Linked DNA regions of Homo sapiens: region 1 is linked to region 2. Evidence: chromatin loops called from intact Hi-C (ENCODE). Cell type or tissue: mammary epithelial cell. All regions are shown on one strand. Each heading gives the region's core, and the rest is flanking DNA. Links, peaks and the distances in the headings are about the cores only.

The links. Hi-C counts contacts between places; a loop is a spot of excess contacts. Peaks named below come from ENCODE experiments on the same cell type or tissue, not always from the same donor. Only the 100,000 strongest peaks of a DNase experiment are listed, where the experiment ranks them.
Region 1: it touches region 2 in a loop (4-fold over the local background); 3 of 110 quality-filtered maps call a loop at or near these places.

Annotation. Positions count from the first base shown.
Region 1 is chr4:56,502,680-56,519,290 of GRCh38, forward strand. ARL9 (ARF like GTPase 9) reads left to right here and starts at 3,112. Exons shown (of 4, transcript NM_001363794.2): 1 at 3,112-3,462; 2 at 8,506-8,668; 3 at 15,999-16,174. The coding sequence starts at 3,184. SRP72 (signal recognition particle 72) reads left to right here. Exons shown (of 19, transcript NM_006947.4): 19 at 1-1,002. In mammary epithelial cell, for the core only: no CTCF peak of the experiment used is centred there; no DNase peak of the experiment used is centred there; H3K4me3 peaks cover 1,189 bases.
Region 2 is chr4:56,829,772-56,845,221 of GRCh38, forward strand. No RefSeq gene overlaps it. Among named protein-coding and RNA genes, the nearest start is that of SPINK2, 16 kb to the left of the region's middle. RefSeq lists enhancers at 14,896-15,401, 15,402-15,450. In mammary epithelial cell, for the core only: a CTCF peak has its summit at 7,070 (motif pointing left); a DNase peak (open chromatin) is centred at 7,050.

The DNA.
Region 1 (16,611 bases), core at 1,258-9,257, 330 kb before region 2:
AGAAAGATTAATGACTGTTATCAAGAACATGAACATTGGCTTCCTCCATAGAGAAGAAATCAGTATCTGAGTTGCATACCAGGCAGTATTAAAATCTAACAGGTCTGTTTGGCCCATTGATAGATACTCAAATGGTGTCTCCTTCTGGTTATGGATTTTGACCATTGATTACCTTTCTCAATGTAATGAAGTATTTTACAGTCAATTTGTGGTGTAAATGTTGCTCTTGTCTTTCCTTGCTTACAAACTACTTTCACATTGAACAGCTGTGAGACAGACATATTGAGATGCCTGCCCTTGTTAGTATTCATTTTATGCTGCCCAAGATATCATTTAATTTAGACTTAACAAGTATTTCCTTGTGATTATATTACTCTGTCCTTGTTAATAAAGTGCTGCTGTGTTTGACTCTGAACATACTACCAAAACTTCTTCAAAGAGTTTTTTATGAAAGACTTTCCTCCTTTACAAGAAAGAAATGGGGTGCTGCCTTTCTGTTTAGTAAAAGCAGAATTTGCAGTGGCATCTAAAGAGATCTTTTTTAAATAAAAATTATGTATTGTGGCATAATCCTTTTTTTGAGCTCTACAGAGAACAGTCTTTTGGTAATAGTGGCAGGTATTTATTCCTTCTGAATATATACCCCATTATAGGAATAACTGTTACTTATTTAGGATTCCATCATTGAAAATTTTGACCCAAGGCACAGCAGTGAAATTTATAGTTCTCAATTTAGTTGTCATTATTGACAGGCATTGGTATTATTAGTCATTGCTAAGCAACTAAAACTTCATCAGTTCAAATAAGTTTTAATTGTCAAATGAAGTATAAACACATGAACTTTCTAGAAATATTTCCTCTTTTGGATAGGTCTTTAACCAGTTCATATATATACTTTGTCAAATATATGGATGTGTATGTGTACATTTATAAGAACCAGTATGGATACATCCATTCACTGTGGTACATTTTAAAATAAAATATTTTAGCAGTGAATATGGATTAAGGTGTTTTGGGTGTTGGCATTTTATGGAGGACTTCCTGGTTAGTATAACCAAGAATTTTCTTTTAAGCTGAGTATCAAAATTGTGTGTACTGTCCCTCTTAGCAAACCCATAAAACTAATCTAATGGGATTGAGAGAACCCCGTGTAAACTTACTGAAAATTCATCTTGGTGTGTGTATAAACAGAAGTAAACCTTTGAAAAAGTCATTAAGCATAGCAATTCCAATGCTATTGGGAACAGCCAACCTTAAATATCATTGCATCACTCAAGCCTTCTGGAACCTGCTATTCATTGTTCCTTACAAGTCTATTTGAAACAGATACAATGAAGGAAAATAAGTTTATTACATTGAAAAATAATTGTGGCCGGGCACGGTGGCTCGCACCTGTAATCCCAGCACTTTGGGAGGCCGAGGCGGGCAGATCACCTCAGGTCAGAAGTTCGAGACCAGCCTGACCAACGTGGAGAAACCCCATCTCTACTAAAAATACAAAATTAGCCAGGCATGGTGGCTCATGCCTGTAATCCCAGCTACGTGCGAGGCTGAGGCAAGAGAATCGCTTGAACCTGGGAGGTAGAGGTTGCAGTGAGCTGAGATCGGACCACTGCACTCCAGCCTGGGCAACAAGAGTGAAACTCCGTCTCAAAAAATAATTGTGCTGGACGGGTGCGGTGGCTCATGCCTGTAATCCCAGCACTTTGGGAGGCCCAATCAGGCGGATTACCTGAAGTCAGGAGTTCGAGACCAGCCTGGCCAACATGGTGAAACTCCGTCTCTACTAAAAATACAAAAATTAGCTGGGCATGGTGGCACATGCCTGTAATCCCAGCTACTCGGGAGGCTGAGGCAGGAGAATTGCTTGAACCCGGGAGGTGGAAGTTGTAGTGAGCCGAGATTGTGTCACTGCACTCCAGCCTGGCCGACAGAGCGAGACTGTCTCAAAAAATATATAATTGTGCTAAACTGAAATATACTAAAGAGTTCAGTTTAGCAAGATAAAAGGAACCCTCCAGATATTTCTTAGCCAGTTTGAGAAACAATACCACCTTTGAAAAGCCCTTCGTGTGCCTTATTTACCATTTATTAGATAATTAGAAGTGACTAGACTATTTGGTTTTGGTTTTAATACTGAGCATTACTAGCAGCTGTGATCCTGGCAGGCTATCTCCGAATAATTTTTTTTAAAGTGAAATACAGGCCGGGCACGGCGGCTTATGCCTATAATCCCAGCACTTTGGGAGGCAGAGGCGGGGAGGATCACTTGAGGTCAGGAGTTTGAAACCAGTCTGGCCAACATGGTGAAACCCCGTCGCTACTAAAAATACAAAAATTAGCCGGGCGTGGTGGCCCACGCCTGTAATCCCAGCTACTTGGGAGTCTGAGGCAGGAGAATCGCTTGAATCCGGGAGGCGGAGGTTGCTGTGAGCTGAGATCGCACCACTGCACTCCAGCCTGGGTGACAGAGACTCCGTCTCAAAAACAAAACAGGAACTTAAAACAATGGAACCCATTCACGTTCTTCTATTTGTCTTTAATAATCCTGGGTAATAGTCAACTAATAATCCTGGGTAGTAGTCTGGAGACACTCCTAGCGGAGTTTACTCGGGAGAGGGCGGAGAAATACATGACATGAGCAGTACAGGCTCATGGTTGGGAGCTGAGGGAAGGCTGAGAATCCTCCCGGAACCTCTGGATTCTGACGCCCCAGGGGTTCTTCACACAGGCTGGCCGGTCTCGGGATTGAAGCCGGAGACGTCAGACGCTAAGGTTGCTTAGACTGCGGCCCACGTGGAAGGCTCTTAGCCACCCTGCCTGGCCCGAGGTAATCGCGCTAGGGACGCTTTTTCTGCAGCAATGATATACCCCGCCGAACTGTCCCACGTCCTGGTTGGGACCTCTTGGTTTCGCTTGGCTGGGCTCAATCCATCCGTACGCCTCCGCCCTTCCCTCTTTGCGAACCCCTGCGGGTTCAGCGAATCGGCTGCAAGAAGCCCTGCATCCGCGAGGTAAGCGGCGGTTGGCGGCGGTGCCGGGGTTGGCAGCGCCCGCGGGTTGTCTACGCCGCGGGGCCTACGTCTCTGTCGGGCGTGCACCTCGGGAGCCACACCTGGGGCCCAGAGCCACCGCTCAGCACGCGGGCACGCGGCGGGAGGGAAGGAAACCGCGGCGCTGGGGATGGAGAGGGGGAAAGTGAAGAAGAAAGAGAAGGAAAAGGAGACGCAGGAGGAGAAAATCGGAGAAAAGGGTAGGGAAGAGAAAGTGAAAAGAAAGGAGGTGGAGCAGAAAATTAAACAAAAGCAAGAGAAGCAGGAGAGGAGAAAGGGAAAAGAGAAAGAGGAAAAGAGGACAAAGCAAGGGAAGGAGACAAACAAAGAGAAGGAACAATTTAAGGGACAAGAAGAGAAAGGGGAGAACAAGGACAGCACCTTGACAAGGACCCCGCTCGAGCCGCTGGTAAGAGACCCAGTGCCCAGGACCCCTTGCCCCAAGGCTTTTGTCGGCCGTTCAGACCCCAGCGCTGTCTCTGTTACGTCGGAGGCCCCCGACCGCGTGGGAGCGAATGGATCTCAACTGAGGGCTATTTACCTATGGATGAAAGAGATGCGCCAAACTTTGAACGACCCATCCCCTTTTCCCGGGCCCCCTGCCCACCCTAGCCCTTATCGCTACCCCTGTGTCTTAACCTCAGTCGGGTCTGTTGTTGAGGGACAAGAGATCTCGGTCTTCATGGGGACATGGGGAACGGCCCCTCTACTGCCCTTAGATCTGTCCAGCGCGCAACACTAGCGCACAGACCACCTGACCACATTTAGAAACCAGCCCCGAACCCTCCCCACACGCAGGCCCTCTTTGCATTGAATGCGTTCTTTGTCAGAAGGGGCAGGGTTCCTGAACGCAGGAGGTGTTTGGGGACGCTGCAGTTGTTTTCAGACCACCAGTACCATGAATGGATGGCGGAAAAGTTTTAACTGACAGGTCTTAGAAACTTGGCATTATTTGGGTCAGCTGAATGGTCTCTGTGCTCCTGGAGTTCCTGAGCTGGCTCCTTGGCTTAGAGCTGCGCTCTGGTTCTAAACAATTATGAATGATTAACACAGTTGTGTGTGTGTGTGTGTGTGTGTGTGTGTGTGTGTGTGTGTGTGTGTTCTTTTTTGAGACAGGGTCTTACTCTGCCTCTCAGGCTGGAGGGATCCTCCCACCTCAGCCTGGCACCGCCCCCATCTCCCAACCTCAGTGACTGGCACTACAGGCACACGCCACCATGTCCAGCTAATTTTTGTATTTTTGTGCAGAGCTGGAGTTTCGCCATGTAGCTCAGGCTGATCTCAAACTCCTGGGCTCCAGCAATCCGCCCGCCTCAGCCTCCCAAAGCGCTGGGATTACAGGCGTGAGCCACCACGGATTAACAGAGATTTGATCTCTGGTAAAACACAGACTACATAGACTCATATTTGGCTAAAGGAATAACTTTTGACAAAAACGGTGTTCAGAATCACATTTTGTGTCTGAACTGTTTTACAAATTCAGCTTTCCTTAGGAGAAGGTAAATGTGAGGAAGCCTGAATGCAGAATTTCTAGGTAGGATGGGCGTAGGGACAGCAACGTGGTTGGAAAGGGAACTGATATTTTTGTTTTTGTTTTTTTGAGACAGAGTCTGGCTCTGTCGCCCAGGCTTGAGTACAGTGGCGTGATCTCGGCTCACTGCAACCTCCACCTCCCAGGCTCAAGTCATCCTCCCACCTCAGCCTCCCAAGTAGCTGGGATTACAGGTGCACACCGCCGTGCCTAGCTAATTTCTGTATTTTTGGTAGAGATGGGGTTTCGCCATGTTGCCCAGGCTGGTCTTCAACTCCTGAGCTCAAGCGATCCACCCGCGTTGGCCTCCCAAAGTGCTGGGATTACAGGCATGAGCCACTGTGCCCGGCCTGGGAACTGCTTTTAATTCACACTATTTTATAGGGCCTAAGATGACATTAGTCTAGGTACCACTAAGAAAGAAAAAAAAGCCGGCGCAGTGGCTCACACCTGTAATCCCGGCACTTTGGGAGGCCAAGGTGGGTGGATCACCTGAGGTCAGGAGTTCCAGAACAGCCTAGCCAACATGGCAAAACCCCATCTCTACTAAAAATACAAAAAAAGTAGCTGGGCATGGTGGCATGTGCCTGTAATCCCAGCTACTCGGGAGGCTGAGGCAGGAAAATCGCGTGAACCTGGGAGGCAGAGGTTGTAGTGAGCCAAGATCGTGCCACTGCACTCCACAGAGAGAGATTCTGTATCAAAAAAAAAAAAAAAAAATTCTCCCAATCAAAATGTGACATACTCTCAATTGTCAAAGACATTCTAATTTCAGAGATATTAAAATGTGGAATGTGGGGGGAATATGTATCTTAGAATGAATGAAGTATGTTGGGGTAGGCTGAATAGGGCCTCTGGTGAAGACTGACAGGACACAATCCACTCTTGGCTGCCATTTCTTGGTGCCAGTATTGCTTTAAAACATGCAATTTTAAGCCATCCAATGAAGTCTCCCTTGCCCCTCTTCCTTACCTTGACACACTCTCAGAATGACATCATAACATTTAGATGCAAATGAAGGGAATGGAGAAGAGGCAGGGATGGAAGACATCTATGAAAATACAATTTAGTTTAAGAGCCATCAAAGATTTGCTCCAAGAACAAATACGTACATTTTTTCTTTTTCTTTTTTTTTTGAGACAGAGTTTCACTCATGTTGCCCAGGCTGGAGTGCAATGGCGCGATCTCAGCTCATTGCAACCTCCACCTCCCAGGTTCAAGTGATTGTCCTGCCTTACTTAGCCTCCCCAGTAGCTGGGATTACTGGCATTCGCCACCACGCCCGGCTAATTTTGTATTTTTACTAGAGACCGGATTTCACCATGTTGGTCAGGCTGGTCTCGAACTCCTGACCTCAGGTGATCCGCCCTCCTTGGCCTCCCAAAGTGCTGGGATTACAGGTAAGAGCCACCGCACCGGCCTACTTTTTTTCAAATTCTGTTATTCACTATATGGCCTTCATAAATCATGATCTCTGTACAAGTCTTTATTAGGCCAGACCTCAAAATATCTCATTTTCACATAGATGTTTCTAAAAAGAAAGTGGGACAGACATTCTAATGCTGTTTAAGATCACTTTTTTCTAGAAATCTAGTTTAAGTCTAATGTCAACATTTAGAGTTCAAGCAGAACAAACAGAAATGTATACGATTATTGTTATTTCTAAACCAGCGCCATTGAAGACAATTATTAGAGTTTTTTGTGCATAAGAAACTTCTTTAGTAGGATCTTTGAGAAGTAGAATTGAATTCCTATGAGCAGTCTGGCTATATTGTTGCTTATTTATTATTGTTTATGTTAAAGTTTACACCCTGGAAACCACCTTTCAGAGCACCCTGTACGATCTTCACACCAGCCTGCCCTTCTGTCCCTCAGTCATTTGCCATAAAAATTCTAAGGCTAATACGTTGATAGAATGCTTTTTTCTTTTTCTTTTTCTTTTTTTTGTTTTTTTTTTTTGGGATGGAGTCTGTATCACCCAGGCTGGAGTGCAGTGGTGTCATCTCAGCTCCTGCAACCTCCACCTCCCGGGTTCAAGCAATTCTCATGCCTCAGCCTCCCAAGTAGCTGGGATTACAGGCATATGCCACCATGCCCGGCTGATTTTTATATTTTTGGTAGAGACAGGGTTATGCCGTGATAGCCAGGCTGGTTCCAAACTCTTGGCCTCAAGCGATCCACCAGCGTCAGCCTCCTCAAGTGCTGGGATTACAGATGAGAGCCACGATGCCTGGACTAGAATGCTTCTTTCTAAGTTTACTTCAAGTTCATCAGTTTAGTTTTTTTTTTGAGACGTTGTCTTGCTCTGTTGCCCAGGCTGGAGTGCAATGGCGTGATCTCGGCTCACTGCAACCTCCGCCTCCAAGGTTCAAGCAATTCTCCTGCCTCAGCCTCCCAGATAGCTGGGATTACAGGCACCCACCACTGCACTGGGCTAATTTTTTTTTTTTTTTTTTTTTTTTAAGATGGAGCCTTGCTCTGTCGCCCAGGCTGGAGTGCAGTGGCACGATCTTGGCTCACTGCAACCTCCACCTCCTGGGTTCAAGCAATTCTCCTGCCTCAGCCTCCCGTGTAGCTGGGACTACAGGTGCCTGCCACCACGCCTGGCTAATTTTTTGTATTTTAAGTAGACACAGAGTTCCACCATATTGGCCAGGCTGGTTTCGAACTCCTGACCTCAGGTGATCTGCCTGCCTTGGCCTCCCAAGTTCATCTGTTTTTAAAACAAATACTCATTTGTGATTGAAACTGGCTTAATAATTTCTATAACCTTTTCATTTAATTGTGATACTTATATTAGAATTATAAGAGGGAGGCTGGGTGCGGTGGCTCATGCCTGTAATCCCAGCATTTTGGGAGGCCAAGGTGGGCAGATCACGAGGTCAGGAGTTCGAGACCAGCCTGACCAACATGGTGAAACCTCGTCTGTAGTAAAAATACAAATTGCGGAGCGTGGTGGCATGCTCCTGTAATCTCAGCTACTCGGGAGGCTGAGGCAGGAGAATCGCTTGAACCCAGGAGGCGGAGGTTGCAGTGAGCCGAGATCGTGCCACTGCACTCCAGCCTGGGTGACAGAGCAAGACTCCAACTCAAAAAAAAAAAAAAAAAGTATAAGAGGGAAACCTTGCCCTGAGATCTTACAATCTAGTTATTCAATTATGAAGACAGGAGAAATTAATAATTGAGACCTTAGATGCTTATGCACCGAGTGGCACAGTCAATACATGCACCACGGAGGTCCCAAGACCCCAAACAAAATGAATTCAGGTGCAGTCTCCAATTCATAGACACGAATTCAAGAAGCAAAATGAAGTCTGAGAATTGGTCCTGTAATCTATAGCACTGCTCATAAATGCTGATAGTATAGTATTTATTTGATAGACTGATCAGGAGGTGGGGGATAGAGGACGGATGTGAAATTAGTATCACATAATGAACAGCTCATTAGAAAATATTAACTAGTTGGTACTGTTTGTTCTAGACGTATAAAATATTCGTGAAGTTTTATCCCTTTTTTTTTTTTTTTGGAGACAGGGTCTCACTCTGTTCCCCAGGCTGGAGTTCAGTGTGTGATCTCAGCTCACTGCAACCTCTGCCTCCTGGGTTCAAGTGATTTTTGTGCCTCAGCCTCCCAAGTAGCTGGACTTACAGGTGCACGCCACCACACCTGGCTAATTTTTTGTATTTTTAGTATAGATGGGGTTTCACCATGTTGGCCAGGCTGGTCTGGAACTTCTGACCTCAAGAGATCCTCCTGCCTCGGCCTCCCAAAGTGCTGGGATTACAGGCGTGAGCCACCGCACCTGGCCCGTGGAGTTTTATTCTGGTTACAGTTCCAAGAATATTATTGGATTCTGCCAAGACCCAGAAAAATGAGCCCCTGATAGCATGGGCTTATTGATTTATCTTTTTGTTTCACAGGAGAAAAACAAGCAAATCCTAGTGCTGGGCCTGGATGGAGCAGGAAAAACCAGTGTCCTGCACTCTCTAGCTTCAAACAGAGTCCAGCACAGTGTGGCACCCACCCAAGGTTTCCATGCAGTTTGCATCAACACTGAAGACAGCCAGATGGAGTTCCTGGAGAGTAAGCTCTCTGTTCCTTAGTTATAAGATAGCCACATTTTATTGTCTCTTAAGCCAGATATGATGTTAGCAACATTGAGTCCTTGTGAAAACTAACACTGAATCAAATTTTCCTAGACTTTTAGAATGGATGTGTAGTTTAATACCCAGGTACACTGTGGGGGGAATCACTTTTTGCTTTTTTGATACTCTCCTTTTTACAGTAGTGGTGATAAAGGGGAATTTAGAGGAAGGCTTTAGCACTCACTCCTATAATCTCCTGTAATCATCCTTCTTCCCACACTACTGCAAATGAGCATGCAATCTAAGTGTAAGTACAGTGTGCTTGCTTCTCTGCAAATAAAATTATAGACAAGCTCCAAACCTCTTCTTCTAAATAGATGGCAGTCCACAGGCCCCTACTGGATAGTAATTCTGGAGTCACCACCTCTAAATATTACTGTCTCCTGAAGTTGGGTCAAGTCCTCTTGTCTTCTCTTTACACAGTCATCCATCCTCATGGCATTAAATACCATCTATATGCTAATGGCTCCCAAATTTATCTATCCAGCCCAAACATATCCAAGTCCTCTAAAACCTAACAAGGGAAAAACAAAATGCTTGATTTTTCCAATATCTGTTCTTTTTCCTTTAATCTTCTGGTCAGTAAATGGTTCCATACTCATCAAGTTGCTCTAGCCAGAAACCTGGGAGTCACCCTTGACTCCTCCTTTTGCATTCCCACCTCCAGTACACAAGTAAAACACTATGAATTTTGCTATCTCCAACGCATCTCTCAAATTCATTGGTTATATCCTTTGTACTGCCCCTATGCAAGTCGGAACCTCCATCATCTATTACTTAGATTATTATAGTCACCTTTTTACTTTGGCTTTTATCTGTTTACGAAGAGAAGTATTTTAACACATACTTTTAAGTACATCATTTGCTAATTTAAAACTCTTCTGTGGAGATCTCATCCTTGTAATAAAATCCAGAGTCTTTGTTATGACTCATGAGGCTCTTCATAAACTGCCTCCTCCCTAACCTTACCTCACCCCAGGCTTATTGTACTCCTTTCCTTCTCTCCTTTTAAAAGAGCTTTCTTGGGTGTGCCTTCTGTCAGAAATACTACTACCCCTGCTCTTCCCTTGATGGCTTGCTCCTTAGCCTTCAGGTATTAGCTTACATGGCCCCACAAAATCAATCATTCTTTTTTTTTTTTTTTTTTTGAGACAGAGTCCTGCTCTGTCACCCAGGCTGGAGTGCAGTGGCACGATCTCAGCTCACTGCAACCTCTGCCTCCTGGGTTCAAGCGATTCTCTTGCCTCAGTCTCCTGAGTAGCTGGGATTACAGGCACACACCATCATGCTCAGCTAGTTATTTTGTATTTTTAGTAGAGACGGGGTTTCACCATGTTGGCCAGGCTGGTCTCGAACTCCTGACCTCAGGTGATCCACCCACCTTAGCCTCCCAAAGTACTCAGATTCAGGTGTGAGCCACTGCGCCCAGCCCGTAAAATCATTCTTTCTAAGTATGTTCCCCAATGCTGTTTGCTTTCTCCATAAGGTTTTTAATAACATTCACTATTTATTTTTGTTTTTGATCTGTCCACCCAACTAGATGGTAACTTTTGCTATACTTGTTTTGTTCAACAATGCATACCCAATGTCTGGCAAATAGTACATATTCAACAAAAATGCATTAAGTGCCAACTGTGTTCCCGATTTTTATCATGATCATCAATATCCTGAAAAAGAACAGCAGTTTACGCTTGCAATCTTTGAGATTTAAAATGTGTATCTGCACAGTGGCTATATTAAGCCATCAATTTAGGTAAATTTTCATAATGCCACAGGGCAGAGCTTCTAAGGAGGCTTTTTTTTAGGATGCAGCATCCAGTGGTATTCAGTGATATAAATCTGTATGGGCTGTTATGCTGTTGTGTAACACTTGGAGTATGTTGGGGATTGGTGGGAGGTGAAGTTTCATTGTATAAGCCTATTCGTAGAAATGATATATTCACATATAATTTTGCCTATATCTCTTCATCAACATTCTACAGATCATCTCTAAAAAATTCTTGTAGTTTATGCACTAAAAAGTAGTGGCAAAAATAAATGGAGAGATTTCAGCTGCTATTATAGTTTTTGAAGGGCCTTCCTGTGACAAAACCACAAATCCTGGTTAAAATTTATTTTTTAAAGCATCGAAGAACTTGCAACAAGTTAGACAAATTTTCAAGGCTACCTGCTTTACTCTTCCTGCTCTTTCCCTCCTCCCAAAGAAAGAAAAATAAAACAACTCATGAGTTCAAACTGGAGTGGCAGCCACAGTAGATAAGCAAAGAGAAAAGTGGTGTTATCTAGAGGCACATACCAGTATTTAATCTGCAGTGGGCCTGAGACAAAATAGGAAAGAACTAACTAAGATGCCTGCATGACACGAGGGCCCCTGGAAGAGTGCTAACATGCTCCCAGTCAGTAGCTCCCCCAGTTTCTAATTCTGGAGCAAAGCCCCCCAATATTCTCATAAATTAAGATTAATCAAATATGAGTTCAGGCCAGGCATGGTGGCTCACACCTGTAATCCCAGCACTTTGAGAGGCCGGGGCAGGTGGATTACTTGAGTCCAGGAGTTTGAGAACAACCTGGGCAATATGGCAAAACCCCATCTATACAAAAAATATAAAAAATGAGCTGAGCATGGTGGTGCATGCCTGTAGTCCCAGCTACTCTGGAGGCTGAGGCAGGAGGATTGCTTGCGCCCAGAAGGCAGAAGTTGCAGTGAGCCATGATCACGCCACTGCATTCCAGCCTGGGCAACAAAGTGAAACCGTGTCTCAAAAAAGAAGATGACAAAATCTACTGATCAAAACTAGCATTTAAAGCATTTATAATCTTAAATGATTATAGCTGAAAGGAAAATAGCTGAACACTTATAGGTTAAATATGCAATGTAAATTAGGTAAAAGAACAACAGAATAAAACCAAAGAGGGTAGAGGGGGAGATAATAAAGACACGAAGCCAATGAAATTGATGAAGACACAGTAGCAAAGATCAGCAAAGTCAAAAGTTAGTTCCTTGAATAGATAAACAAAATAGACAAATTTCTGGTGAAATTCATTAAGGAAAATCTGGAAACCACATATAAATAATGTCATGAAGGAAAAAGAGCATATCATTGATTAGGATGACAAGAGTATAATACCTGTATTAACAAATTTGTACCAATAGATATAAAGTCCTGGATAAGTGGCAAAAATCCTCCAAACATGTGTCTTAGGAAAATGGACTCAATAAGAAATAGGAATATTGAATAATTTAAAACTTTTAAAGAAATCAATAGCGAAAAATCATCCTATAATGAAAAACACCAGATCAGTTTGTTTATAGGTGGGCTCTTATCAATCTTAATCTTACATAAATTCTTTCAGAGAATAGGGGAAAAAAAGAAATGCTCTCCAACTCACGGTATGAGGTCACTGTATATCCAAACCAGCAAAGATAGTATAAGAAATGGAAATGTAGAAATCTGAACAAAATTGTAGTAAACTAAATTCAGTTAACATATTAAAGAGATAATGTATCACTAGATGAGTTTCTTCAAGAATGAAAGGTTGGTTTAACATTTGAAAAATAGCCAGGTGTGGTGGCTTATGCCTGTAACTCCAGCACTTTGGGAGGCCAAGGGGGCGGATCACTCACCTAAAGTCAGGAGTTCAAGATCAACCTGGCCCAACATGGTGAAACCCTGTCTCTACTAAAAATACAAAAATTAGCCGGGCATGGTGGCAGGTGCCTGTAATCCCAGCTACTCAGGAGGCTGAAGCAGAAGAATTGCTTCAACCCAGGTGGTGGAGATTGCAGTGGGCTGAGATTGTGCCACTGCACTCCATCCAGTCTGGATGACAAGAGCAAAACTCCATCTCAAAAAAAAAAAAAAAAATTTGAAAAAAATATGTCATTCACCACTTTATCCATCAAAGTAAAAAACATAATCACCTTAATATAAGCAGAAAAAAATCTGCTAAATTCAGTTTCCATTTATGATAAAAATTCTTAATAAGCTAAAAATAAATGGGAATTCCTTAACCTACCAAAACCTCAGAAAACTTTACTCCTAAACAGAAAGTACTAAATGTTAGAAGTACTTTCATTCAACATTATACAGGAGGGTCTAGTCAGTTTGAGAAAAAGAAATAAAAGGCGTAAGAATTAGAGAGGAAGAAATAAAACAGTACTTATTTACAAATGATATAATTGTCTTCAAAGAAAGCCTAAAACACCCTTCAAATTATTAGAAATTATAACAGCTTGGCAAGACAACTGTATATAAAAATATAAAATTAATTGTATTTCTGTTATGCAGCAGCATGTAGCCATTTTCAATAGCAACAAAAGATAGGAATAAATCAAACAAAAAAAGTGTCTATCTATAAAGAGAAAATGTGTAGATGTCATTGAAATCAAAAGACCTAAATAGAGACATAATACAGTTTTCATGAATAGGTAGACATTATATCAAAAGAATTAATTCTCCCCAAATTGACGTTTAGATACAATTCAATTCCAATCAATAGCTCAACAAGATTTTTTAAAAAGAGTTTGACAAGCTGAGGCTAAAATTTACATGGGTGAGCAAAGGGGTAAAGAAAGCCAAGACACTCTTGTAGAAATTAATAAGAAGGATGGACTTGTCCTGTCAAGTATCAAATCTTATTATAAAGATATGAAACTAAAATGCGTGGTGTTGGCACAAGAATAAACAAAACGACCAAAGGAACAGACTAGAGAGTCCACTGGGGAAACTATTCAATAAATGGTGCAGGGACCACATGGAATAAAGATGAAATTAGTTTCCTGCCTCCTATGCATACAAATGTATACATCAATTTCCGATGGATAAAAGCCAAATGTAAAAAGCTTTGTGGAGAAAATATAGACTATCCTTATGACTTCAGGATAGAGAAAGATTTTTTAAACAGGATACAAAAAATAATAACCATAAGAAAGATGGATAAATTTAACTACATTAAAATGGAAAACATCTGTTCATTAAAAAGATGCCACAAAATAGGGGAAGATACATGCAACACATCCAAGCAAATGCCTAGTGTCCAGAATATATAAAGAACTCCTACAAATAAAGACAACATAAAAACATTGGCAAAAGACGTGAATAACATTTCACATAAATTAGAAGTGAACATATGAAAAATACTCCACTTGATCAGTAAGTAGAATTCAAATTAGGCAAAAAAAAAAAAAAAAAAGAAAAAGAAAAAGAAATCTGATAATATCAAGTTTTGAAGAGGATGCAGCTGGGTGCAGTGGCTCACACCTGTAATCCCAGCACTTTGGGAAGCCAAGGTGGGTGGATCACTGGAGTTCAAGGGTTCAAGACCAGCCTGGGTGACATGGCGAAACCCAGCTCTACAGAAAATACAAAATTAGCCAAGCATGGTGGCTCGTGCTTGTAGTCCCAGCTACTGGTGAGGCTGAGAAAGGAGGATCGCTTGAGCCCAGAAGGCAGAGGTTGCAGTGAGTGGAGATTGCACCACTGCCCTCCAGCCTGGATGACAGAGCACAACCTTGTCTCAAGGAAAAAATAAAATAAAAATAAAAAGAGGATGTGGATGTAGAGGAAACTTACTGGCTATTAGCTGTTGGCAGAGTGTGTATTGGTACCAACTTCTTTGGAAAACAATTTGGTGTATTTGGCATTAGTTACATGCTTAGATACAAGGAGAAACTCTTGCTTGTATGGACCTCAGGAGACAAATACAAAAATGTTTAGAGCAGCATTGTTTATTGTAGCAAGAAATGAGGAACAACTCAAACGTCCACTGATGTTTAAACTATGTGTGTTAAAACCATATGAGTTACACAGCACTATTTTAACAAATTAAAAACAGAAAATACTTCAAGGAATGACTAGCCTACCTCTATAGAAAGGAAGCCAAAGGAAAGGCAAAGATCCTTTCTTGTTAGCATTTAAAATACTTTTTGTTAAGTTCTTGAAACAGAGGTCCAAAAAGTTTTTCTGTCAAGAACTACATAGGAACTAATTTATGCTTTGCAGGCCACATGCTCTCTGTTGCAACCACTCAACTCTGTCTTGAGAAAGCAGTCATAGACAATATGTTGTATATATATGTCAGTGTTACTATAAAAGTTTATTTCTGGGCACCAAAATCTAAATTTGATATAATAGTCCTGTGTTAGAAAATGTTATTCTGTCTTTTTTTTTCTCCAAAATTTAGACATGTAAAAGCTATTTTTACCTAGCGAGCTGTACAAAAATAGGCAGTTGGTCAGATTTGAACTGTGGGCCATGGTTTGCCAATACTCCTCCTAGGACAAAAATAAAATCCATTGTATATATGTTATTATCATTAACCAAAAAGTTTATTCCGTGAAGAATCAGCAGGATGAAGTAATCAAAAGGCATTTTTTTTTTCTGAAGCAAATATTCCTGAATACCCACAGGATCATATTAACTCAATGCAATATTAAGAGGAGAAGTTACTTCTGGGATTTTGACAAAGGAAAAAAATTGTGCAAGTGAGACTAGCCAATGAATTCAGTTCATTTAAAAATTATTTTAATGTGTATTTTAGCCTACCATCCTTTCCATTCTTAATTATTTTAGTAGCATACTCCCATTTTCTTTTTCTTTTCTTTTTTTTTAGATAGATGGGGGTCTCACTCTGGAGTGTGGTGGCGCAAACACAGCTCATTGTAGCCCTGTTCACACCACTGCACTTCCTGGGCTCAAGTGATCCTCCCACTTCAACCTCTCTAGTCGGTAGCACCACAGGCATGCACCATAGGCATGCACCATAGGCATGCACCACCACACCGGCTCATTTTTTAGTTTTTATTTTTGTAGAGACAGGGCCTCACCCTGTCGCCCAGGCTGGTCTTGAACTATTGGGCTCAAACAGTCCTCCTGCCTCAGCCTCCCAAAATGTTGGGATTACAGGCGTGAGCAACTGCACCTGGCCTTACTCCCATTTTCTGAGCTATAACTGATAAACATGCAGTGGCTGACATGGCTGCTGTGGACAATGGGATCAGGAGACATCCACTGTAGTATTTAGCATCTCTCTGCTGATCCTTTGTGATACAGTTATGAATGAACCACTTGTGATGGTTCTTCTCACCAACCAGTTTACCGCTAACATGCCTCTGGTCACTCTGAGGACTGGGTACACTCTAACACGGTGATATTTTATCAAAACACCTGTCCTGTGTTCAGAAATCTAGATGTGCCCTCCCTGCTCCCTGGGTGGGTGCTTCTGTGATTTTGTGTGTGTGTGTCTTCTTCCTCTACTATTCTCTGTAGTTGGTGGCAGTAAACCTTTTCGGTCCTACTGGGAAATGTACCTATCCAAGGGATTGCTGCTGATCTTTGTGGTGGATTCAGCAGATCACAGCCGATTACCTGAAGCCAAGAAATACCTTCATCAGCTAATTGCAGCAAACCCAGTACTTCCTCTGGTTGTGTTTGCAAACAAACAGGTAAAAATCTGTGCAAATATAAATTGTACTCAAGAGTTTTGTAATACAAGAAATGTATACTTTTAATACCTAGATAGTCAACAATATGCTATATATTTAACTCAGTTTATGTTTATTAGAGCTCTTGGATTATAAACACCTTGAGGGTAGAGACTGTTGTTCATTTTTGTGTCCCTTGTAATACCTAGTATACTGTCTTGTGCATGCTAGGAATTCAACAGATGTGTGTTGAACTTAGTTCAATAAATACATATTGTTAAATTTGATTCAACAAAATATTTGAGTGGCTACCATGTATAAAAAAATCATTTTGCTTTAGACCTATCAGACTGACCTGAACTTATTCTACACATGCATTAAAAATATTAAATATATGTGGAGAATTTGGAACCCTTGTGCACTGTTGGTGAGAATGTAAAATGGTAGAGCTGCTATAG
Region 2 (15,450 bases), core at 2,800-10,799:
CCGGTAATCCCAGCTACTCGGGAGGCTGAGGCAGGAGAATCGCTTGAACCCGGGAGGTGGAGGTTGCAGTGAGCCAAGACCACACCATTGCACTCCAGCCTGGGCAACGGAGTGAAACTCTGTCAAAAAAAAAAAAATGGAAGATGAAAAGTAGCAAGCCTCAGTGGCAAGCACCTGTGATGTCAGCTACCTGGGAGGCTGAGGCAGAAGGATCACTTGAGCTCAGAAGTTTGAGGCTGTAGTGTAGGCCGGGTGCAGTGGCTCATGCCTGTAATCCCAGCACTTTGGGAGGCTGAGGTGGGCGGATCACCTGAGGTCAGGAGTTCGAGACCAGCCTGACCAACATGGAGAAACCTCGTCTCTACTGAAAATACAAAATTAGCCGGGCATGGTGGCACATCTCTGTAGTCTCAGCTACTCGGGAGGCTGAGGCAGGAGAATCACTTGAACCTGGGAGACGGAGGTTGCAGTGAGCCGAGATCATGTCATTGCACTCCAGCCTGGGCAACAAGAGCGAAACTCCATCTAAAAAAAAAAAAAATTTTGAGGCTGCAGTGCTTAATGATCTCACCTGTGAATAGCCACTGCACTCCAGCCTGGGCAACACAGGGACACTCCATCTCTAAAAACAAACAAACAAAAAGGCAGAAGTCTGAGGCACAAGAATCACTTGAACCGACCGGTGAGATAGAGATTGCAGTAAGCCGACATAGCACCACTGCACTCCAGCCTGGGCAACAGCAAGACACCATCTCAAACAAAAAAAAAAAAAAAAAGAGAGAGAGAGAGAGAAAGAAAAGAAAGAAATTGTAGACCAGGGAACATATTTTGTCTAGAATATATAAAGAGATCTTAAAACCCAAGAGTAAAAAAAAAAAAAAATATGATTAGAAAGTGGGCAAAAAGATATGAATAGACATTTCACTGGAGAGGATATACAGGTGGCAAATGAACATAACATTGTAAGCCATTAGGGCAATGCAAAATAAAAACTGCAATAACACTACACACCTGTCAGAATGACTAAAATAAAAAACAGTGGTAACATCAAATGCTGGCAAGGATGTGGAAAAAGTGGATTACTCATTGTTCATGGAAATGTGAAATAGTACACCTACTCTGGCTGAGCACAGTGGCTCACGCCTGTAATCCCAGCACTTTGGGAGGCTGAGGAGGGTGAATCATTTGAGGTCAGAAGTACAAGACCAGCTTGGTCAACACGGTAAAACCCCATCTCTACTAAAAATACAAAAATTAGCTGGGCATGATGGCGTGCACCTGTAATCCTAGCTACTCAGGAGGCTGAGATAGGAGAATCACTTGAACCCAGGAGGCGGAAGTTGCTGTGAACTGAGATCGCACCACCGTACTCCAGCCTGGGAGACAGAATGAGACTCCATATCAAAAATATAAATAAATAAATAGGCTGGGCGCGGTGGCTCATGCCTGTAATCCCAGCACTTTCAGGGGCCGAAGTGGGCAGATCACCTGAGGTCAGGAGTTCGAGACCAGCCTGGCCAACATGGCGAAATCCTGTCTCTACTAAAAATAGAAAAACAAAATTAGACGGGCGTGGTGGCATGCGCCTGTAATCTCAGCTACTCAGGAGGCTGAGGCAGGAGAATCGCTTGAAACCAGGAGGTGGAGGTTCCATTGAGCCGAGATCGAGCCACTGCGCTCCAGCCTGGGCGACAGAGCAAGACTGCATCTCAAAAAATAAATAAAATAAAATAGTACGGGTGCTCTGGAATAGAGTTTGGCAGCTTCTTAACAATCTAAGTGGCTGGGCGCAGTGGCCCACGCCTGTAATCCCCATACTTTGAGAGGCTGAGGCAGGTGGATCACCTGAGGTCGGACTTCGAGACCAGCCTGGCCAACATGACAAAACTCCATCTCTGCTAAAAATACAAAAATTAGCTGGTCTTGGTGGCGGGTGCCTGTAATCCCAGCTACTCAGAAGGCTGAGGCAGGGAGAATCCCTTGAACCTGCGAGGCAGAGGTTGTGGTGAGCCGAGATTGCGCCATTGCACTCCAGCCTGGGCAACGGAGCGAGATTCTGCCTCAAAAAAAAAAAAAAAAAAAAAATCTAAGCATACAAATACCATGTGACTCAGTAATTGCATTATTGGGCATTTATCCCACAGAAAAGAAAACTTGGGGCCAGGGGTGGGGGCTCATGCCTGTGATCCTAGCACTTTGGGAGACCAAGTCAGGTGGATCACTTGAGGTCAGGAGTTCGAGACTATCCTGACCAACATGGTGAAACCCCCATCTCTACTAAAAATACAAAAATTAGCCAAGTGTGGTGGTACATGCCTGCAGTCTCAGCTACTCGGGAAGCTGAGGCAGGATAATCGCTTGCACCCAGGAGACAGAGGTTGCAGTGAGCCAACATTGTGCCACAGCACTCCAGCCTGAGTGACAGAGTGAGACTCCATCTCAAAAAAAAAAAAAAAAAAAAAAAAAATCTATCAATTGATCAAAGCAGGCCAGACGCGGTGGCTGTTTCTTATTTTTATTTTTGAGATGGAGTCTCTCTCTGTGACCTAGGCTGGAGTGCAGTTGTGCAATCTCATCTCACTGCAACCTCCGCCTCCTGGGTTCAAGTGATTCTCCTGCCTCAGCCTCCCAAGTAGGCGGGATTACAGGCGTGTGCCACCAGGCCAGGCTAATTTTTGTATTTTCAGTAGAGACAGGGTTTTGCCATGTTGGCCAGGCTGGTCTCGAATTACTGACCTCAGGTGATCCACCCGCTTCAGCCTCCCAAAGTGCTGGGATTAGAGGTGTGAGCTACCAAGACCAGCCCTTTATTTAAAAAAAAAAAAAAAAAGGAAAAATTAAGCAAACTCTGGGTTTTTTAAATTCTGTTCTGTATCTTCACTGGGTTGGTGGTCACAGGAATCTTCAAATGCGGATACAATTGCATAGAATTAAATATACACACAAACACACACAAATGAACATTGGTAAAATTGGTGAAATCTAATTAAAGTTAGTAGACTGTATTGTCAGTTTCCGGTTTTCTACATTATAGTTACGCAAGATATTACTATGCTATTTTCTAACAACTACGTGCAAGTCTACCATCATCTCAAAATATAAAGCTTAATAAAAGTGAAGCTCTGAAAAGTATCTATAGAATCTGAATAGTAAAGGGACATAATTCTTTTTTTCTTTTTTTTTTTGAGACAGAGTCTCGCTCTGTCCACAGGCTGGAGTGAAGTGGTGTGATCTTGGCTAACTGCAATCTCTGCCTTTCGGGTTCAAGTTATTCTCCTGCCTCAGCCTCCCAAGTAGCTGGGACTACAGGTGCACACCACCATGCCCAGCTAATTTTTGTATTTTTAGTAGAGATGGGATTTTACCATGTTGGCCAGGATGGTCTCGATCTCTTGACCTCATGATCCACCTGTGTTGGCCTCCCAATGTGCTGGGATTACAGGCGTGAGCCACCGCGCCCGGCCTTCGTTTTTTTGGGTTTTGTTGTTGTTGTTGTTGTTTTGATATGGAGTCTCGCTCTGTTCCCCAGGCTGGAGTGCAGTGGCACAATCTCGGCTCACTGCAACCTCCACTTCCCGGGTTCAAGCAATTCTCATCATGCCTCCGCCTCCCGAATAGGTGAGACTATAGGCCTGTGCCACCACACCTGGCTAATTTTTGTATTTTTAGTAAAGATGAGGTTTCACCATGTTGGCTTGACCTCAAGTGATTCCCCTTCCTTGGCCTCCCAAAGGGCTGGAATTATAGGCATGAGCCAGTGTGCCCGGCCATAAAGGTATATAATTCAAAATATTCTGAGCATACAGATTCTCTTTTCCTTCTTTAACATCATCATGATTTAAATGAACCTGAGTAATTAATGCTGATCTAGTAAATCGTAGTGGCCTTAAGTCTAAGTATTGAGAATAGGTAATTTTAGCCGGGTGCGGTGGCTCAGGCCTGTAATCCCAGCACTTTGGGAGGCCGTAGGCAGTTAGGATCACCTGAGGTCAGAAGTTTGAGACCAGCCTGACTAACATGGAGAAATCCCATCTCTACTAAAAAAAAAATACAAAATTAGCCGGGCGTGGTGGCGCATGCCTGTAATCCCAGCTACTCAGGAGGCTAAGGCGGGAGAATTGCTTGAACCTGGGAGGAGGCAGAGATTGCAATGAGCTGAGATCTGGCCATTATTGCACTCCAGCATGGGCAACAAGAGCGAAACTCCTTCTCAAAAAAAAAAAAAAAAAAAAAAAAAAAGAATAGGTAATTTTATTATATTCTACAATGAAGGGCAATTTAAACATAATGTAATTTAATGTTTAGACATTTGTGAAACTTTCAACTAAAAGATTCCCAAGTTTCTATGAGAAAAATTAAAACAACTTTTGTCAGAGTAGGCAGTAGGCATCCCAATTATTTTACAAAATATGCTCACCATAAACAAAACAATTATATGACTTAGAATTACATGTTAATATAACCGTTCTTGCCCTGCTTTCTACAAGGTATTGTGAAATTATGTGTTCTGGGTATTTTTGACTTGTATGTGCTTCTGATTAGCTGGAAAACAGCTAGGAAAATACAGTGGTCAAAACATAGAATTTGGCTGGGTGTTCTAATCCCAGCACTTTGGGAGGCGGAGATGGGAGGATCGCTTGAGGCCAGGATTTGAGACTAACCTGGGCAACATTGTGAGAGTCCCATCTCTACAAAAAATTAAAAGACAAGCCTAATTCAATATGGTTTTCCTTACCATTCAGCTCTGTGATGTAGATAGAAACTTTACCCCTGAAGCTAACATAATTCAAATTCAATTGTGGATCAAGTTGGCAACCCAACATGTATGCTCCATATTGCCTCTGGCACCAAGTTTAAACATTTAAGAAAAATTATCCGGCCAGGCGCAGTGGCTCAAGCCTGTAATCCCAGCACTTAGGGAGGTCAACGTGGGTGGATCATGAGGTCAGGAGATCGAGACTATTCTGGCTAACACAGTGAAACCCCATCTCTACTAAAAATACAAAAAAATTAGCCGGGCGTGGTGGTGGGCACCTGTAGTCCCAGCTACTCGGGAGGCTGAGGCAGGAGAATTGCTTGAAACCACCGGAAGGCAGAAGTTGCAGTGAGCCAAGATCACGTTACTGCACTCCAGCCTGGGTGACAGAGACAGACTCCATCTCAAAAAAAAAAAAAAGAAAAATTATCCTAATGTGTCCTCCAAATATGTCCTTTTTTTTTTTTTTTGAGACAGAGTTTCGCTCTTGTTGCACAGGCTGGAGTGCAGTGACATGATCTTGGCTCACTGCAACCTCCGCCTTCCGGTGGTTTCAAGCAATTCTCCTGCCTCAGCCTCCTGAGTAGCTGGAACTACAGGCACATACCACCACGCCCAGCTAATTTTTTGTATTTTTATTAGAGATAGGGTTTCACCATGTTGGTCAGGATGGTCTCGATCTCTCGACCTTGTGATCCGCTCGCCTCGGCCTCCCAAAGTGCTGGAATTACAGGCGTGAGCCACCGCGCCCGGCCCAAATATGTCCTTTCAAAGTCATACTAGAGTACTGTCTAAAAGGCCGGCATGGAAGTTGTCTGATTGTAGAGGAAGTCATTTCATTTCATTTATTTACCATTGATAGGGTCCGGAGTCTGTAAAGTTAGATGTTAGCTTATGGAAAATAAGTGGCAAATGATTTTGTTGGGTAGAAAAGATATCTCCAGGCCAGGTGCGGTGTCTCACGCCTGTAATCCCAGCACTTTGGTAGGCCGAGGCGGGTAGATCACTTGAGGTGGATCACTTCAGGAGTTTGAGACCAGCCTGGCCAGCAGGGTGAAACCCAGTCTCTACTAAAAATACAAAAATTAGCCAGGCTTGGTGGCACATGCCTGTAATCCCAGCTACTGGGGAGACTGAGGCAGGAGAATTGCTTGAATCCAGGAGGTGGAGATTGCAGTGAGCCAAGAGCGCGCCATTGCACTCCAGCATGAACGAAGAAGCGAGACTCTTGTTTAAAAAAAGAAAGAAAGAAAAGATATCTCCAAAGGTTGCCATTTCATTGCTCTGTGAATATTAAGCAGTGTTATATTTCATATTGCAGTCTTATCCCAGCATTCTTTTTCCCACTGACTATATATTTACCAGTCTCCCCTATCTTTCTTCTTTTGCCGGTTCCCTGATGATTAGTTAAATAAGAAGGGTAAATAAGAGGCTAGCTTGCCTAGCAGATAGAGAAAGGGGTATTTCTGACTTGGGAAGATCAGCATGTGCAAAGGCGAGCGTGACTCCTTTAGAGAATTCCAAGAGACTCCATGTGGCTAAAGCAGTTCTTCTCAAACTTTGATGTCCATATGAATCACTCAGATTCAGTGAGTCTAGGGCGAGGCCCAGAATTCCACCTGTCTACAAGCTCCCAGGTTAAGCTGCTGCTGCTTGTCTTTGGACCATACTTTGAGTAAAAAGGGGGTAGGGTTAAAGCACTTCCAAAGATGTGCACATCCAAAAATGAAGATGGGGCCAGGCACATTAGCTCATGCCTGTAATCCCAGCACTTTGAGAGGCCGAGGCGGGCAGATCACTTGAGTCCAGGAGTTTGAGACCAGCCTGGCCAATATAGTGAAATCCTGTTTCTACTAAAAATACAAAAAGTTAACCAGGCATATTAGTACAAACCTGTAGTCCCAGCTACTCAGGAGGTGGAGGCAGGAGAATCGATTGAATCCAGGAGGCAGAGGTTGCAGTAAGCCGAGATCACGCCATTGCACTCCAGCCTGGGCAACAGAGTAAGACTCTGTCTCAAAAGCAAAAATAAAAAACAAAGATGTGCACATCCAAAGATGAAGATGGAAACTGAGGGAGAGGGGTATGGAACAGGCTCTATACTAAGAATAATCATTTTTCACAATCCACATCAAACAAAAATATTTCTAAGCTCAAGCAGGTAGTTCATGCATTTGAAATCATACAAAAACTCCAACCACATTTCAATATAGTCACAAAAACAAGACCAGTTAAGTCATTTCCTAAAAATGTACGTTCTCCAGCAGCTAGTAGAGCTAAGCTGGTTTTGGCGATGTCTACTGCCATCTAGTGGAAATGGATTGACATAACTAGTGCATCATTTAGTGGTAAAGCTTTCAAATTAAAGTTTTCAAAGTACTCTCATTTTATCTCCACAGTAACCTGTGAAATAGACATTGTTATTCAGTTTGTTTTAACTTATTAAAAAATTTAAGGCAGGGCACAGTGGCTCACGCCTGTAATCCCAGCACTTTGGGAGGGGAATTCGAGACCAGCCTGATCAACATGGCGATACCCTGTCTCTACTAAAAACACAAAATTACCCGGGCGTGGTGGCATATGCCTGTAGTCCCAGCTACTCGGGAGGCTGAGGCAGGAGAATCGCTTGAACCCGGAAGGTGGAGATTGCGGTGAGCCGAGATCGTGCCATTGCACTGCAGCCTGGGCAATAAGATCGAAACTCTGTCTCAAAAAATAATAATAATAAAAAAATAAAAATAAAAAAACTTTCAGGCCGGGCGCGGTGGCTCGCGCCTGTAATCGCAGCAATTTGGGAGGCTGAGGCAGGCAGATCACTTGACCTCAGGAATTCAAGACCGGCCTGGCCAACATGGTGAAACTGCTTCTCTACTAAAAATATAAAAATTAGCCAGGTGTGGTGGCGCAAACCTGTGGAGGCGCAAGCCTCAGCTACTCTGGAGGCTGAGGTGGGAGAATGGCTTGAACCTGGGAAGGTGGAGGTTGCAGTGAGTCAAAATTGTGCCACTGCACTCCAGCCTGGGCGAAAGAGCGAGACTCCATCTCAAAATAATTAAATAAATAAGGCCGGGCATGGTGGCTCACTCCTGTAATCCCAGCTCTTTGGGAGGCTGAGGCGGGCAGATCACTTGATGTCAGGAGTTCAAGACCAGCCTGGCCAACATGGCAAAACCCCATCTCTATTAAAAATACAAAAATTGGGCCAGGCGCAGTGGCTCACACTTGTAATCCCAGCACTTTGGGAGGCTGAGGCAGGTGGATCACTTGAGGTCGGGAGTTCAAGACTAGCCTGACCAACATGGAGAAAACCCCATCCCTACTAAAAATACAAAAATTAGCCGGGCATGGTGGTGCATGCCTGTAATCCCAGCTACTTGGGAGGCTGAGGCAGGAGAATCGCTTGAACCCAGGAGATGGAGGTTGCGGTGACCCAAGATCGTGCCATTGCACTCCAGCCTGGGCAATAAGAGCGAGACTCCATCTCAAAAAAAAAAAAAAAAAAAGAAATTAACTGAGCATCATGTCAGGTGCTTGTAATCCCAGCTACTCAGGAGGCTGAGGCAGGAGAATTGCTTGGACCTGGGAGGCGGAGGTTGCAGTGGGCTGAGAACACGACACTGCGTTCCAGCCTGGGTGACAGAGCAGGACTCTGTCTCAAAAAAAAAAAAACCTTCGTATTAGGCCAGGCGTGGTGACTTATACTTGTAATCCCAGCATTTTACGAGGCCAAGGCAGGAGGATGCTTGAGGCCAGGAGTTTGAGACCAGCGTGGGCAATATAGCATGACCCTGTTTCTACAAAAAAAAAATTTTTTTTTTTAATTAGCTGGGTGGAGTGTCTGTAGTCTAGCTACTCAGGAGGTTGAGGCAGGAGGATCACTTGAACCCAGGAAGAACATTAGCCTGGGCAACGTAGCAAGACCCTATCTTACAAAAAAACTTTTTTTGACTGAGTGGGGTGGCTCACCCCTGTAATCTCAGCACTTTGGGAGGCCCAGGCAAGCAGATCACTTGAGGTCAGGAGTTCAAGACCAGCCTGGCCAACATGGTGAAACCCCATCTCTAGTAAAAATACAAAAAGTTAGCTGGGCGTGGTGACACATGCCTGTGATCCCAGCTACTCAGGAAGCTAAAGCAGAGAATTGCTGGAACCTGGGAGGCAGAGGCTGCAGTGAGCCGAGATCATGCCACTGCACTCCAGCCTGGGAGACAGAGCAAGACTCCATCTCAAAAAAAAAAAAAAAAAAAATTAACGCTTCATATTATCAAGCACTTATTATAAGCACTGTACATGAATGATCTAATTTATTCTCCATTACAATCTAATATGGTAAGTATTATCTGGTTTATTATTCCCACTTACAGATAAGAAGCCAAGACTTAGAGAATTTTAAGAAGAATGTTGAAAGTCCAGCAGCTAGTAAAGTGGGAGCATCAGGGTCAAAGTAGGGGATCCTACAAGGCATGTATCGTTAACATAAGTTATAACCAACATCACAAAATGTGTCAGACATTCTCCTAAGCAGTTTGTTTATAGGTATCAGCTAATTTAATCTTCACAAAACCTGAACCAGGCAAGGTGGCTCATGCCTATAATCCGAGCACTTTGGAAAGCAGAGGTGGGCGGATCACTTGAGGTCAGAAGTTCAAGACCAGCCTGGCCAATGTGGCAAAACCTCATCTCTGGCTGGGTGCGGTGGCTCACGCCTGTAATCCCAGCACTTTGGGAGGCCAAGGCGGGCGGATCACGACGTCAGGAGATCGAGACCATCCTGGCTAACATGGTGAAACCCCGTCTCTACTAAAAATACAAAAAAATTAGCTGGGTGTGGTGGCAGGCACCTGTAGTCCCAGCTACTCGGGAGGCTGAGGCAGGAGAACGGCGTCAACTCGGGAGGTGGAGCTTGCAGTGAGCTGAGATCGTGCCACTGCACTCCAGCCTGGGTGACAGAGCGAGACTGTCTCAAAAAAAAAAAAAAAACCTCATCTCTACTAAAAAGACAAGAAATTAGCTGGGCGTGGTAGCACCTGTCTGTGGTCCCAGCTACTCTGGAGGCTGAGGATCACCCGAACCCGGGAATTTGAGGCTGCAGCGAGCCATGATCGCGCCACTGCATCCAGGCTGGGTGACGGGAATGAGACCGTCTCAAAAAACAAAACCAAAACCAAAAAGGTATGAAGTATGTATAATTATTATTCCCATTTTATAGATCAAGAAACCAAGAGGAGTTAAGCAAGATATTCAAGGTCACCAACTAGTGAAAAGCATAGCCAGAACTGGAATCCAGGAAGTTTAATTCTAGGGCATATGTTCTCAACCAGTAAGCAATTTTTTAAAAAGTTATTATAACTTGGGCCAGGCGCGGTGGCTCATGCCTGTAATCCCAGTGTTTTGGGAGGCCAAGGTGGAAGGACTTTAAGACCAGCCTGGGCAACATAGTGAGACCCCCATCTCTATAAAAAATATGTATTTTTAAATAGCTGGACATGGTAGCACATGCCTGTAGTCCTAGCACTTTGGGAGGCTGAAGCAGGCAGATCACTTGAGCTTGGGAGTTCAAGACCAGCCTGAGCAACATGGCAAAACCATGTCTCTAAAAAAAACAAACAAACAAACAAAAAAAAACCCAGGCGTGGTGGCTCACGCCTGTAATCCCAGCACTTTGGGAGGCCTAGGCGGGTGGATCACTTGAAGTCAGGAGTTTGAGACCATCCTGGCCAACATGGTGAAACCCCGTCTCTACTAAAACTACAAAAATTAGCTGGGCATGGTGGTGAGCACTTGTAATCCCAGCTGCTCAGGGGGCTGAGGCAGAAGAATCAATTGAACCCAGGAGGCGGAGGTTGCAGTGAGCCAAGATTGCACCACTGAACTCTAGCCTGGATAACAGAGCTGGACTCTGTCGCAAAAAAAAAAAAAAAAAAAAAAAGCAAAAATGCAGATTCTGATGCAGAAAGCCTGAGGTAGGGCCTAAGATTCTGCATTTCTATAAGGCTCTCAGTGAGGACAGTGCTGCTGGCCAAGGTGGATCACACTTTGAGGAGCAAAGTTCTGGCAAGGGGAGGGAGGGGAGAGGAGCAACATTAGAACTGTTAAAAGAAAAATTCTAGACAAATTAAATTTAACAGAGGGTAATTGAACAAAGAATGATTCCTTAAAAATATATATATATTTTTAGAGACTGGTCTCTGTTGCGCAGGCTGGAGTGCAGTGGCTCAATCATAGCTCACCACAGCCTCAAACTTCTGGGCTCAAGGGACCCTCCTGAGTAGCTAGAACCACATGACACATGCCATGATGCCTAGCTTTTATTCATTTATTTCTTTTCTTTTCTTTCTTTCTTTTTTTTTTGGAAACATAGTTTTGCTCTTGTTGCCCAGGCTGGAGTGCAATGGCCTAATCTTGGCTCACTGCAACCTCTGCCTCCCGGGTTCAGACGATTCTCCTGCCTCAGCCTCCTGAGTAACTGGGATTACAGGCATGCGCCACCACACCTGGCTAATTTTGTACTTTTAGTAGAGATAGGGTTTCCCCATGTTGGTCAGGCTGATCTCGAACTCCCGACCTCAGATGATCCACCCCCCTTGGCCTCCCAAAGTGCTGGGATTACAGGCGTGAGCCACCGCACCGGCTATTTATTTATTTTCATAGAGACAGGCTGTTGCTGTGTTGCCCAGGCTGATCTCGAACTCCTGGCCTCAAGCCATCCTCCTGCCTAAGCCTCCCAAAGTGCTGAGATTACCGATGTGAGTCACCATGCCCAGCCTAAAGAACAGTTCCTGAATCGGGTGGCTCTGGGAACAAGCAGAGCTTCAAGAGCTCCACTCTGTAACAGCTTGATTGGTTACAGCTCAGTATTGAGACATGGTCTGATCAGTTGGTAGCCTGTGACTGACTGAAGCTCAGCTGCTGTGCTTGGCTGACACTCAGCTATTTGTTATTAAACAAAACTTCTATATTAGGCTCTCAGTTTACCTGCTGAAGTTAGGTTGCAGTTCTTTCAGTAGGAACTCAAGGTATGGAGGCAGCCTCTGGCCAAACTTAGTTTAATTTACTAGGACCCTTAGTAACGCCTATGTTATTGGGGTAGGAGGGGAATAAAAGGAGGCTCTGAAGGAGCCTGAGGGTGACAGGGGACTTGGCCTGAAAATGTCCTTGGAGAACCAGGACAGCGTGTTGTCAGAAAAGATACTATAGAAGCATTTCTTTCTTTCTGTCTTTTTTTTTTTTTTTTTTTTTTGAGCTGGAGTCTCACTTTGTCGCCCAGGCTGTAGTGCAGTGGTGCGATCTTGGCCCACTGCAGCCTCCACCTCCCAGGTTGAAGTGATTCTCCTGCCTCCGCCTCTGAGTAGCTGGGATTACAGGCGTGTGCCACCAAGTCCAGCTAAATTTTGTATTTTTAGTAGAGACAGGGTTTCGCCATTTTGGCCAGGCCGATCTCGAATTCCTGACCTCAAGTGAATCGTCCCGCTCGGCCTCCCAAAGTGCTGGGATTACAGACGTGAGCCAACGCACCCGGCCTATAGAAGCATTTCAAGGCAAAATAGTCAAAAGCAATACAAGCTAAGTGATGGTAAGGGGCCCTGCTGGTTTCTCAATTAAGAGGCAACTACAAAAAAAAAAAAAAGAAAGAAAAGAAAAGGCTACTGATCAATGTAGTAAATGTGGTTTCTGTGAATAATAGAAGCTGAAAGATTTTGTGATGTTGGGGTGTAGGGAGTGAATAGGGGAAGTAGAGCTAATCTCTTTTTCTAGAAAGAGAAAGAACAGTAGCTAAGGTGGATGGCAGGGGCAAATGAGAGAAAGACAGTGGGGCAGGGATGGCTTATGGGGAAGCTTGTTTGGTTTGGTTTTGCAGGTGTGACACCAGAAGCTATGGAGTTATGCAGAAAGGGAAAGGCATGAGGGAGAAATTGACCCAGAGAATGTGGGTGGCTTCTCCTCTCCTAAATAGACCATCATGTTTACTGAATGTCTGCAGTGTGGCAGCTCCAGGAATAAATAGGACACATCCTTGAGCTTCAAAGTCTTGATACTGAGGGAGCTTTGTGCCTTTTCTGTGAAACTTTGAGAGACGGCAGTAAAATGGGCGTGGGGTTCACGATGAACAATCTTTTCTACATGAGGCCCAATTCAAGAAAGATACACATGTTTCTGGTAACCAGTTTTCCTCACAATTGAGTTGAAACATTCTTTATTTCTCCATCACTGGAGAGTTCAATTTTTAACCTAAAATTCCAAAACAGCACCATACTGTTAGAATAGGTAGTTAGGCAGATGTAGGCAGGACAGGAGAGGAGTCCCCCCACCTAGGAATGTCAGGCCATGGTCAGACGACTGTCAGGTGATGGTCAGGCAGCTGTTAAACTGTGTCTCTAAAATAATAATTGGGCCAGGAGCTGTGGCTCAAGCCTATAATCCCAGCAATTTGGTAGGCCGAGGTGGGCAGATCACCTGAGGTCAGCAGTTCAAGACCAGCCTGGCCAACATGGTGAAACCCCATCTCTACAAAAATACAAAAATTAGCTAGGCATGATGGCGGGCACCTGTAATCCCAGCTACTCAGGAGGCTGAGGCAGGAGAATCATTTGAACCCTGTAGACGAAGGTTGCAGTGAGCCCAGATTGTACCATTGCACTCCAGCCTGGGCGACAGAGCAAGACTCCATCTAAAAAATAATAAAATAAAATAAAATAAAAATTGGTTACAGCAGGCACCAGGGAAAGGCAGTCTCCCAACAGATAGAAAACACCTGACGCTGGTCATCCACAGCTTCCCGATAAGATCTCAGGAGTTGGGGGAGTGGGCTCAAGCGTGTGCACTAAGAGGCAAAATGGCAGAGTTTAACTGGTATATGACCTTCCTCCAGGAACACTCAACTGGTAAGGGAAGAATGCCTCAAATGAGCATGCGCATAACTTCAGTAACCACACTGCGCACGCGGCCCCTCCCAAGTATCCGCAGGCCACTGCGCGAGGACAGCCCACACCGAAGGAGGAATCAGGGTAGAAGAAATGCACACCCCAGAACCATGCCAATGTATAAACCTCAAGCCAAGGTCAGTTGGAGCACTTGGATCTCTCAAGTTGCTTGGTTGGCCCTCTTCCAAGTGTAGTTTACTTCCGTTTGTTCTTGCTCTGAAGCTTTTTAATAAACTTTAACTCCTGCTCTAAAGCTTGCCTCAGTCTGTCACTCTGCCTTATGCCCCTTGGCTGAACTATTTCCTCCGAGGAGGCAAGAATGGAGTTCTTCTGACCCCTGGGAATCGCCGCTGCTGACATTATCAGTAGCACCCCCTGCAGTACGAAGCAACAACACTGGGTCTCTAGAGCAATGTTGAGTGAGACAGGCCACATGGGGTTATTGAAGGGGATAAAACATGGGGTTAGGTTAGAGATTTGGTGCTGAAGGACTGGGCAAGGTGGCCCATGCCTGTAATCCCAGCATTTTGGGAAGCCAAGGCAGAAGGATCACTTGAATCCAGGAGTTTGAGACCAGCCTGGGCAACATAGCAAAACATCATCTTTACAAAAAAATTAAAAAAAAAAAAAAAAAAATTGGCCGAGCGCAGCCCACGCCTGTAATCTCAGCACTTCAGGAGGCCAAGGCAGGTGGATCATCTGAGGTCAGGAGTTTGAGACCAGCCTGGCCAATATGGTGAAACCCTGTCTCTACTAAAAATACAAAAATTAGTTGGGCATAATGGCGGATGCCTGTAATCCCAGCTACTCGGGAGGCTTTGGCAGGAGAAATGCTTGAACCCGGGAAGCGGAGTTTGCAGTAAGCCAAGACGGTGCCATTGCACTCCAGCCTGGGCGACAAGAGCAAAACTCCATCTCAAAAAAGAAAAAGAAAAAGAAATTAGCCAGGCATGCTACATTACTATGTACATGCTACAGGCATTAGTGCATGCCTGTAGTCCCAGGTACTCAGGAGGCAGAGGTGGGAGGATCATTTGATTCTGGGAAGTTGAGGCTACAGTGAGCCACGATTGTGTCACTGCACTCCAACCTGCGTGACAGAGCGAAACCCTGTCTAAAAAAAAAAAAAAAAAGAGATTTGGCATTGCGATGCAGTCACAGACCAGGGACAACGGCAAAAATTCCAGCCCTTTGGAAAAATTCGACATCTGATGTCAACTGGAGGCAGAGGCTGCTATCTTAGTGGTAGCGAGTGGGTTACAGAGTAAAGTGTAGTGTGCAGGGCCTAAATAAGAGGGTGAGGGCCATGGTGCAAAAGCCTTCCAGAAACCTCCATCCGCCCCTAGCTTCTCTCAGCCTAAACAAGGATAAAAGAGAATTCAAGTATTCAGACCCCACCCAGCCCATCCTTCTGAATAGACTCTGCAGTCCATTAAGTTGCTCTGCAGATTTCCAGAGGAGTTGAAGTTCGATCCTCCCCCAATTCTGCAACCCAAATCAGCCCCCTAGGGGTTTATGTAACTATTGTTTCTGGTTTTCATTCATATGCAAATGTTCAAAACCTGACCATCACAGAACTGCCCCCAGGGAGCAAACAAGCTTTAGATGCATCATAAAGGTGCTCATTTTCCTTCCAGCTTGAAAGTGCCTACAGGTTTCCAGAATCAGACAATTGGAGATTCAGGGATGCCTCTAGCAACTTGGCTTTAGAGGAGCTCAATGCCTCTAGCCCTGGGCCAATGCCTCCTCTGCTGTGCTCTCTGGGGCCTTCTC